2 separate regions of the Homo sapiens genome follow, and region 1 is linked to region 2. Evidence: read pairs that join two places in POLR2A ChIA-PET (ENCODE). Cell type or tissue: PC-9. All regions are shown on one strand.

Region 1 (5,000 bases), 140 kb before region 2:
TGAAGTTTAAATTGAAACCAGAAAGCTATTGAAGGCAGATCCAGCCAATGAAACCCTGTTTTCTCTGATGCTCAGGAATGGGAAATAAATAACTTTTTGCTGATGGCATTTCAAGTTGCTTCAGTTTTGCTCCTGCCAGAAGAATGGGGCAAATTATTATGAACACATTAGTATTGTAAGGAGGAGTTGCAGTGCTTTAAAAATGGGATGGTGTTATTGAGTTTGTTCAGGGACTCAGTGTATGTGAGAGTCCTACCAGAGGCTGGTGGTGGGAGCACAGGAGGCTGCCCTGGAGGGTTAGCAGCACTGGGTTGAAGAAAGGAAGCCTCACAGAGGTCTTGCTGCACATCATTTTGTCTGGTCCTGGGGTTCCTGTGAAGGGAGCAAAACAATCCAATTCCATTCCTATCCTGTGGCATATGTTGAAACCTAGTGAGTTTCCCAAAATGTTTTGGGCCATAAGTTTGGGCTTCTTTTAGAGTGGTTTTTAAAGGCAACCCAGGTGTTTTACAAACTCTTCATGAAGTTGCACATACTTTGGCCTGCCATATACCTGAAAAGTGCAGGAAAGAAAACACCAGGATGTCCACAGACTATAATTCGTGAATGCAGAAAGATGATGCCAATCTACATTTTTGCTTAGCTCTGAGTTTTCGTTTTCCCTTTTTACCGAACTTTCTATTAGATTTTGATGCCCCCCTGAGATACATCACACTGGGGCTGGAGAAGGTTTTGGAGGACTGTAATTGTAGATCACTGAGTTGAAGCTTCTGGTCCTTACTGTTCTGATTTAGAAGTTTCGTAGGTTCAGTCCAGAACAGCTGTTTTTAGAAGGTTTTTTTTTTTTTTTTGCCCATTAGAGGGTACCATCTAAGGTTGAAGAACCATTAAATAATTAATTAATTAATTTTTTGTGACAGAGTCTCGCTCTTGTTGCCCAGGCTGGAGTGCAGTGGCGTGATCTTGGCTCACTGCAACCTCTGCCTCCTGGGTTCAAGTGATTCTCCTGCCTCAGCCTCCCAAATAGCTGGGATTACAGGCACCCACCACCATGCCTGGCTAATTTTTGTATTTTTAGTAGAGACGGGGTTTCACCATGTTGGCCAGGCTGCTCTTGAACTCCGGACATCAGGTGATCCACCTGTCTCAGCCTCCCAAAGTGGTGGGATTACAGGTGTGGGCCACCGCGCCCGACCGAGGAACCATTATTTTTTAATGGCCGTTAGCTTAGAAACCAGCAGTTGACTTCCTACCCTGTTCATAGCAAATGATACCAGGTAAAGAATGTGAGCAGCCCTGAAGTCCATAGGATCCTCTGGGAGGTAGCTGCCACCCCCTCCCAGGAGCCCATGATGGTTAATGATCAGCAGACCCAGGTAGAACAAGTGTAGGCAAAGCCAGCTGAGCTGACCCTCAGGTAGGCAGAGGCTGTGCCACTCCAAGTGCTGAGGAGGAATAGGGGATGAATGGTGAGCAGATAAGAGTTTTAGAACTTTGTTAGCTTGGAAAAATGTTTCCTTGGTCCAACTTATCTTTTCCCACCAAAAATACCCCCTTTCATATGCATGGCATTTTGTTCTTTTCAAAAATATCTTTATATGGCTTCCGCCCCCTTGATTCTCCTAAGGAGGAAGGCCAGATAAGCATTTTATCTCCGTTTAGAGGATGAGGCAACTGATACACTGGGTTGCCTGAAATGACACAAGTTGGTGGCCAACCTGGGGCCAGACGGCTGTGGCAAAGTGTGAAGAGCCTCACATCTGAAGTGACAAGATCCTCTTTGGATCGTGTCCCTGTACTTCCCAGTTAAATGACCCCTGGCAAGTCAGTTAACCTCTCTGAGCCTCCGGAACCTAATCAGTAAAATAAAGATAAAGATGCTTACCCTGCCTACTTCACGGGGGTTATGAGGATTAAATAATACCAGCTAATTTCTGTAATTGAACTCTGGGAGGATTTCCATGCTGCCTCCTGGAAACTGGTGCCTGGGATTATTGTTGCCATAGCCCAGCAATTAATAACCCCTTGGAATGATCAGAAATGCCCACAAGGGCTCCTCGTGTTCTAATAATTCAACCGATGTCCATATAACTGTATATATTGAATTATTAGATGCCTACTATGCCATGTGCTTTTTGAGGCTCAAAGTCTCAGGTGGTATCCAGTTGGACTCAAAGATGTCCCAGTGCTCAGGAAATGCTCTTTGAGTTAAGGATCAGCAAGAAAAAAGGAAAAAGATGTGCAAACACACAGGGAGGGGAGGCGAAGTGGAGAGAATGAGGGGGAGGTTCTCCATCAAGAAACCACAATACTTAAGCAATGGCATTCAGGACAGAATTTCTAGCCCCTCTAAAGAAAAGAACTAATAGCAGCGTTGCCGCTGTCCCAGCAAATCCAGTAAGTTCTCCAGAATCAGGAAAGTTCTTCACAGCTCATTTGTTCCCTGACTCTTCTGTGTCCCTCCTTTTACCCTTTCTCATGAGAGCTGGTTTGCCCTGCCTGGCAGCCTGCAGCAGGCACCTTGCAGTGTTCTCGAGTGAACCCCAATTTTATGCAATATGCCCCAGGCTGTGTTGTCAGACTGGTTTCTTCACTGACTCTGGACATTCTGAACATCTTCCTGCCTCCACACCTCAGCTGTCTCTGTGTTGTCACCTCCAGGTGGCCAGCTAGTTGCACCCAGCCTCCTCTGTGGGAGCTAACTAGTTCCTTCTTCCCAGCTCTCAGCTCCTCATCCCCAGTTCCCAGAGCAAGGCACCCCACTTATGCTGCCTTGCTGTTTGTTATCACTTACCCCCTCCAAGCTCTGAGCCCTTGAAAAAGGGGAGAAGTTTTCCCACACAGCCCTGAACCTTATTTATGAATGATTTTTTGTTTCCTGAATGAATCACAGCATTTATGAAGAGATAGAATATTGAAAGTCAATGTTGTTTAAGGTGTATTAACACTCTGCATTATGAAGCAACACAGTGAGGGCCCCTTAGACAGTGTGAATAATAACTACTTTAAGCCAATAATAATTGCTTTTTATATTTTTGGCTACCTTTCGGGGGTAATCACCCAAAAGTTTCTCCCTTAAAGTTTAAGAGTTAAGCATATTTTACCACATGTGCATCCTTTCAGTCACCGATTCACTCATTCAATCATCAAATATTTGTTAATAATAATAGTGCCTACTGGAGTCTCATTGTGACTCTAACACACATAGCCCTTGACTTTCTCTGAAAATTCCAATTGTATTTTTTGTCCATCTTGCTCATTTTGGCACTTAACCATACAGTCATCTTTGTTGCTGAAGTCCAAGTGCTTTTCCGCTCTTCAGTGATGGAGTGAGCCTGGCCACAGTGGAAAACAGAGAAGGCTGAGGAGGCCGGGTGCAACTAGTTGGCCTAAGAGGTCAAGAAGGCTGAGGCAGAAAGCAGCCTGGGCTCACATCTATTAGCATATGATGTGGGACAAGCTACATTGCCTTTCTACTGTTGTACAGTAAAAAAGTTTGGAGTGGTATAGAGTGTCCCTTCTAAAATTCTGTGATTCTATAGCTAGAGGTGTCCTAGGAATGTTAAGGATTTCTTAAAGGTCAGAGCTCCTCAAACCCCTTTAATGGCGCCGCCAACAACTGTCCAAACCAATCCCACTGAGGATTAATGCCCTTTGCTAAATGTTTGATGGGTTGAAAGAGTTACAGAAAGGGAAGGTGGTGCCCTGGGGTAAATAGAATTGGGGGGAGCACTTATTAGAACAGTGGAGTCAGTCTTGGAGGACAGGGAAGGGGAGAGGAGGCAATGGTGAGCTGAATGTGAGGACATACCACTAAGAGTAATGTGGAAGGAAGAAAGGGATTAAATTACCCACATCTGTTTTGAATTGGTTCTCTTTGGTAAAATAACTGACTTGAATCAAGGGAGATGGAACAGACAAAGACAGTTTCTAGGAAGTCCAGAATGTATTCTGTAGTTGAGCTTTGCTGCTGCTTCCTGTCAGGTGGCATCTGGAAACCCTGCTATGGATACTTCACTCATGTCATGGATCTAGTGGGCTGGATGTCATTTCTCCATGTAGATTCTAAAGATCATGAAGTCTAGGGCCATGCCTGGGTTCCTGAGGTGTCCTCTCCATCCCCATAGCACCTGGTCTGCCCAGCCACATTGCAGCCTGTGTTCAATAATAGCTAATGGGTTGGTTTGTGTGCATTCTGAGATCAGATACGGTGACCCACAGTCTGCAAAACCAGAGCCTTTGATTTGGGTTGGAGTAGGATCAAGGAAATTGGGCTTTGGCCTAAGGTGCTGTAAAAGTTCTGTGGGATTGATGAAGCACCTGGGAGCATACTGGTTGGATATTTAGGAAGAGGAAGCCTCTTTAAGCCACTGAAATGCTGCAATTGCTTTTAACCCAGGATCTAGTAAAGGATTTGGGATGAAAAAGGAGCATGCAATATTGTTAGCCAAATTTAGTAAACAGCAATTTCTTCATTATTCCTTTTATCTGCCAATGATTTTCAGTTCTGTCAGTGGAAAGGAGCTTCTTGGAGTTTGAATTTGTGGCTTGGAGAAAGGTTGAGATGGGGAAGCTGAATTTGATGGAACCAACTTAGTAGCCCATCAGAAGCAGTGGGAGCACCAATGTGCTTGTAGCAGACTAATGAAATCTGCGTGGCAAGTCCTGTACAGTTGTTGGTGTCTCTTTCTGTGACCTATTGTTATTTGAGCAATGAGACCTTTGATTTTTTTTTTTTTTTTGAGATGAAGTCTTGTACTGTCACGATCTCTGCTCACTGCAACCTCCACCTCCTGGGTTCAAGCAATTCTCCTGCCTCAGCCTCCCAAGTAGTTGGGATTATAGTCACCCGCCACCATGCCCAGCTAATTTTTTATATTTGTTGTAGAGACGGGGTTTCACCATGTTGGCCTGGCTGCGTCTCGAACTCCTGACCTCATGATCCGCCTGCCTCGGCCTCCCAAAGTGCTGGGATTACAGGCATGAGCCACCGCGCCTGG
Region 2 (5,000 bases):
GTGGAAGGAACAGACAACTGGAAGTTGTACTAGGCTTGCCTGTCCTGGCAGCTTTGGGAGACTGGCTGGTTATGAGGAGTGGCAGCGCTTGCTGGCAGCCCTTTCTGGCCAGCTCAGTAGGGGGACATTCCTCACCAGGGCAGCCCAGGCTGGGCTTGGAGCCACCCAGCTGAGCGCCACGTGGCGGGCAGGCAGTCACATGGCTGGGATTTGGGTTTGGAATCACAGTGCTGAACCTACAGCCTAGTCAACTCCCTGTTTTAGGGCATTCATTTTTTCAATCACACCAGTTGGTTGGCAGGTGTAAATGTTCTGGGGGAGGACACCAGAATGGAGTGAAGACATCATCTGTTTCCTAACTCTTGTAGCTTTTGACTGGGTACTTTCCTGGCCATCAAATGCTGAGAGATCTAGCACCTGCTGGTCCTCTATGTGGGCGGGAACTGTGAGGTCCAGCCTGGTGTATGTCTCTGTCCTAAGCCTTATATTTCTGAATGGTGGTGGGTGGGGGATGGGGACCAAGATTGAGACCTGGGGTTCTTTTCTCCTTTACAAACTGTGCAGGCACAGGGCACAGCTTCAGAGACCCTCCATACTGGAGGAAAATAGTGCAACTCTACTAGCTCCCTCACTTCGTCATCCACACAATTTTCTGAAATGTCAATCCTGTGCTCACTTCCTGGGAATGCAGGGTTGGAATGATTCCAGTTCCACAATGGGCAGAGATCATGTCTTGATCACTTACGGTGGAAATATTCCATGTCTAGCACAGTGCCTGGCACATGGAAATTGCTCAGTTAACACTTGTCTTATGGACTGATTGAAGATGTAGTCTCTGAGTTCAAGGAGCTCACAATTTAGTGGGAAAAGGAAGATGGATAAAGAGTCACAATGACATTGTGGTAAGTGACTTGATAGAAATGTATACTTGGTAGCTTGGGAGCCATCAAAGTAACATTTCCTTTCATTGAAGTAAGAGGATTACAGTTCCTTATTGGCAGGTAAGGATCTTGCTCCCCACAGGATATCCAAAGAAATATATTGCTTCCCACAAAGATGTATTGACTCTGGAAACAGCATGGGTTAGTGGAAAGCAGTCTAGGTTGGGGGTAGGAAGACCTGTGTTCCAGACCTCTCTTGCTGAGTGGCCTCAGGCATAATCTCTTTGTGCCACTGTTGTTTTCATACGTGAAATCAGGACGTTAACTCCTTCTCTGCCCACCTTCCAGCAAAGGCATTGCTTAACAGGCCCTACTGGCTCCCTGTCCTCTACAGAATTAAATCCAAACTCTGGAAGGTGGAATTGAGGCTCTTGCTGGTGCGTCTCTTTCCTTTTGCATCTGTCATTATGGTCACATCAGTCTCCTGGATTTCCTCAGACATTCTTTGTCTTTCTGTGTCCCTATACATCCTTGCGGGGCCCTACCTCTGCCTCAAATGCTCTTTCAGAATTGGCTTGTCCAGAGACTTTCTAAACTTAAATGGCACTTTCTCCCCTGTGCAGAATGGTCACTACCTCACCCATGGCTGGACCCATGCCTCTTTAGGCATCCTTCTAACAGAGTATTAATTCCATTTTATTGTCTTGTTTATGTACCTTTCTTCTCCCCCTGGTTTCTCAAAGACTTTATATACCCCTGCCTATCCCCTGTTCCTGACACACAGCTGAGTGTTAAATAAGTGCTTGTATTGTAGTTGAATGTATCAACATAGACTGATTCCTTAATATCTGTTATTGCAGCGGGAAAGAAAGACTCATGGGTGGAAGCTACAAAGAAGCAGGTTTCAGTTGAGTATTCAAAAGAATTTCCTCAGAATCAGAGCTGTTTAGCAAGGACCTGGGTCTCCTTGGTGTACCTGGGGACTTGTGTGCTGTCCGTAGCTAGGAACGCCTGCTGTCAAGAGCTGTACCCCACATCTGTGACAGCACAGCCCCTCTTGTGTGGTGCTGCTGGAGCAGGAAGGCAGAAGGGGCTGGGGTTCTCTGAAGCCATTATTTAAAGGATATTCCTCTCTACTGATTAAATTCTCACTTGTCTCTCCCTTTATTTCTTTGATTTCCTGCTAGTGTTCAATCAGCATTTGTTGACTGAGTGACTCTGTTTATTTGTACAACAGTGACTTTTGTTCTGCAGAATGGAATAATCCAGTCTGGAACACGAATTCCATGTCTGATTTAGGGAGAATGTTTGCTGTCTTCATTTGTAGCTCTTTAGTTTGACCAAGCACTCCCATTTTGAGAAGAAAGTTATTGAAGGTCAGTGTGGTCTATCCCTAAGTCCTTCATCATCAGCAGTCCAGGCAGTATTTGGGAAGTTAGAAGTTTCTGAGAGTGACCATGTCTTATCCCCTTCTTTATTTTTCATACCATCTAGTGGTGTCTTGCACATAAATATTCATCAGTTTAAATTTGCCTTCTAAAATTATTGATAGTTGACATTTAACCACTGACTGGCAAATAAGATCCAATCAAAATGTCATGGAGTAAAGGGTGTTTAAATTCTTTAGCTGTTCATCCCAAAATTTCCTTTAGAAATTAACCACCTGCCATAGGGAAGATGCGTAGATGATTAGGTTAGAAGTTAGATTGCAACTCTTTGCAGCTCGTTCTGCTAACCCTATTCACCAATTAGCCTCACTCTTCAACTGCCTCCGCTAAAGATACTGAACTGAAACTTGCTCCCTATGGCAGCTACATGGAGAAGCTATGGTTTTGACAGGTAGCATATGACAATGGCTATTCCACTATTGAAAACCTGGGCCTCTGACTTAGGTGCCCCCAATCTCACCTCCCCACTAGTACACATATACATGTAGTTGAAAGTCAACAATTACAGTTGTTTTCAATGGAGTATAGAAATAAGAGAGAATTGGCTGGGCACGGTGGCTCACACCTGTACTTTGGGAGGCCGAGGTGGGCGGATCACCAGAGGGTCAGGAGTTTGAGACCAGCCTGGCCAACATGGGGAAACCCCATCTCTACAAAAAATACATGTGGTGGTGTTAGCCTGTAATCCCAGCTACTCAGGAGGCTGAGGCAGGAGAATCACTTGAACTCAGGTGGTGGAGGTTGCAGTGAACCTAGATCATGCTGCTGCACTCCAGGCTAGGCGATAGAGTGAGACTTCTCCAAAAAAAAGGAATAAGAGAGAATTTATCTTTGCCTAGCTCTTCATGTCTTATTAATTAAAATAGACTACTGCTTACACAAAATATCCAGCAGAGTCAAAATCTTAGAGTGGATACTGGTTACTTGCAAGCTTTTAGCATTTAACAGAATAAAAAGAAATAGATATCCCTGGATTTGTTTTCTTACAGGTGATACTAGTGAAAAAGATCCATGCTTTCATCCATCTGAAGGAAAATACCAAATGAAACAAAAACCAATGATAGCTTCTCCCTCTCTGCTCTAACAATAAGCAGTTATATTTTCAGAAAGCAAATAAATGATTCAGCAGGAAATAGGTGGCATTTATTTCTTATGCCTAGCTCTATCATTTGGTGCTGAAAACACTTGCTCTGTGATGAGGACTCACTTCTATTCAGGCTTACGAGCTGCTGACTTAGGGACTCCCACATACCGGGAGAAAAATATTCTAGAACAGGACTTATGCTCAGGTCAAGGAAGTTCAAACCTCGATGCAGAGCAGACCCCTTGTTTATGAGACCTGGGGCTTTTGTGCAATAAAGAAATAGAAATAATCTTTATTAGCTAAAGTGGCAAAGCAGTAGAAAGGGGGATGATATATATAGGAGAGCCAAAGATCTGTGAGATCAGTCCCCTTGATTCACAAATAAGAAATGATTTTACTCCTTTCATTCCCACCCTCATTGTTCTGCTTAGTTGTGGTAAGTTCTTGAGGTGAGCAGTGAGGTTAAAACCATTTGGTTATGGGATTAGTTGAATTTAAGAGAAAACAATAGTTGGTGAATCCTTCATGTATGAGCACTTTGGCTTCATACCAACCATGGCAGTAATCCCAGGTGGCTGTGAGGATGACTGTTCAGTGTCTTGACAGGAGACATTACTCATTCTCACCCTAACCTCCATTCAAACTTCTTTTCACTCCTGCCCAAATCTTAAGACCAGTTACCTTGACTTGAGAAGTGGCTGCCTGTGTGTGTGTGCATGCATATGCATCTGTGTTATGTGTCTGTGTTTGGTGGGGGTAGGGCAGGGGCATAAATCTTAAGGCTGCAGCTCTCTTCTGCTGCTTCTCTGCAAAGTTCAACCATCCTTCAGAGCTCATCTCAAGCTACCCTTCCTTGAGCCCACCCAACAGTGCACCCTGCCTCTGAGAGTTCGGTGGTGCCCATCTAGTCTCTAGCACTCTACCCTGATACCTGCTTATTTACTGCACATAACATGGGATCTATATAGGGTTTTGTATGATTCACTTGGGTTATTGAATGTGGCATATGTGTATATCTCACTCGATTCTATTCTCTCTGTGGTAAGGGTCCACATTAAAATTTATTCATAATTTTAACAATATCACCTCACTAACCCAGTTCTTGCATAAAGTAAATGCTCCAAAGGTATTTGCTGATGGATTTCCTGATTGCGCCTCTATATTTCTGACGGTGTAACATAACACTGCCAGAGGTGTGTATCTTTCATTTTAAAAGACCCATTAATATTCAACATTAGCAGAATAATTTTCTAAATGACAAGTTACAACCTTTTGGCTGTCTCCTCTTTTTCTTTTCCCCAGGGAATTGCCCTTTTAATGCAATTGAAAAAAAGAAGGGGATGGGAAGAGAAGGAAAATGGAGGGCAGAAGAAAGAGAGCAATAGGAAGGGAAGGAAGTGGTGATTGCCTAGGGAAGCAGATGAAGAAAGGGAGTGGGTCATCGTAGCAAGTAGGTAAGGGAGGGAAATCCTGAAGCAGGAAGATAAAGGAGCAAAGTCTTGGTCTTGCTGCAGCCATGGCGACTGCTCCTCTCCTGCTCTTACTTGGAGTAGCTGCTTCCCACCTCTGCTCCCGGTAGAGTGGAGT

What was found. Peaks named below come from ENCODE experiments on the same cell type or tissue, not always from the same donor. Only the 100,000 strongest peaks of a DNase experiment are listed, where the experiment ranks them.
Region 1: POLR2A ChIA-PET joins it to region 2 with 9 read pairs; 7 of 35 experiments call an interaction of 5 or more read pairs at or near these places.

The regions. Positions count from the first base shown.
Region 1 is chr18:44,683,751-44,688,750 of GRCh38, forward strand. All of the region lies in intron 1 of SETBP1 (SET binding protein 1), which reads left to right. Among named protein-coding and RNA genes, the nearest start is that of SETBP1, 5.4 kb to the left of the region's middle. In PC-9, no CTCF peak of the experiment used is centred here; a DNase peak (open chromatin) is centred at 2,561.
Region 2 is chr18:44,819,998-44,824,997 of GRCh38, forward strand. The region is part of intron 2 of SETBP1 (SET binding protein 1); the gene reads left to right. Among named protein-coding and RNA genes, the nearest start is that of SETBP1, 140 kb to the left of the region's middle. In PC-9, no CTCF peak of the experiment used is centred here; a DNase peak (open chromatin) is centred at 2,124.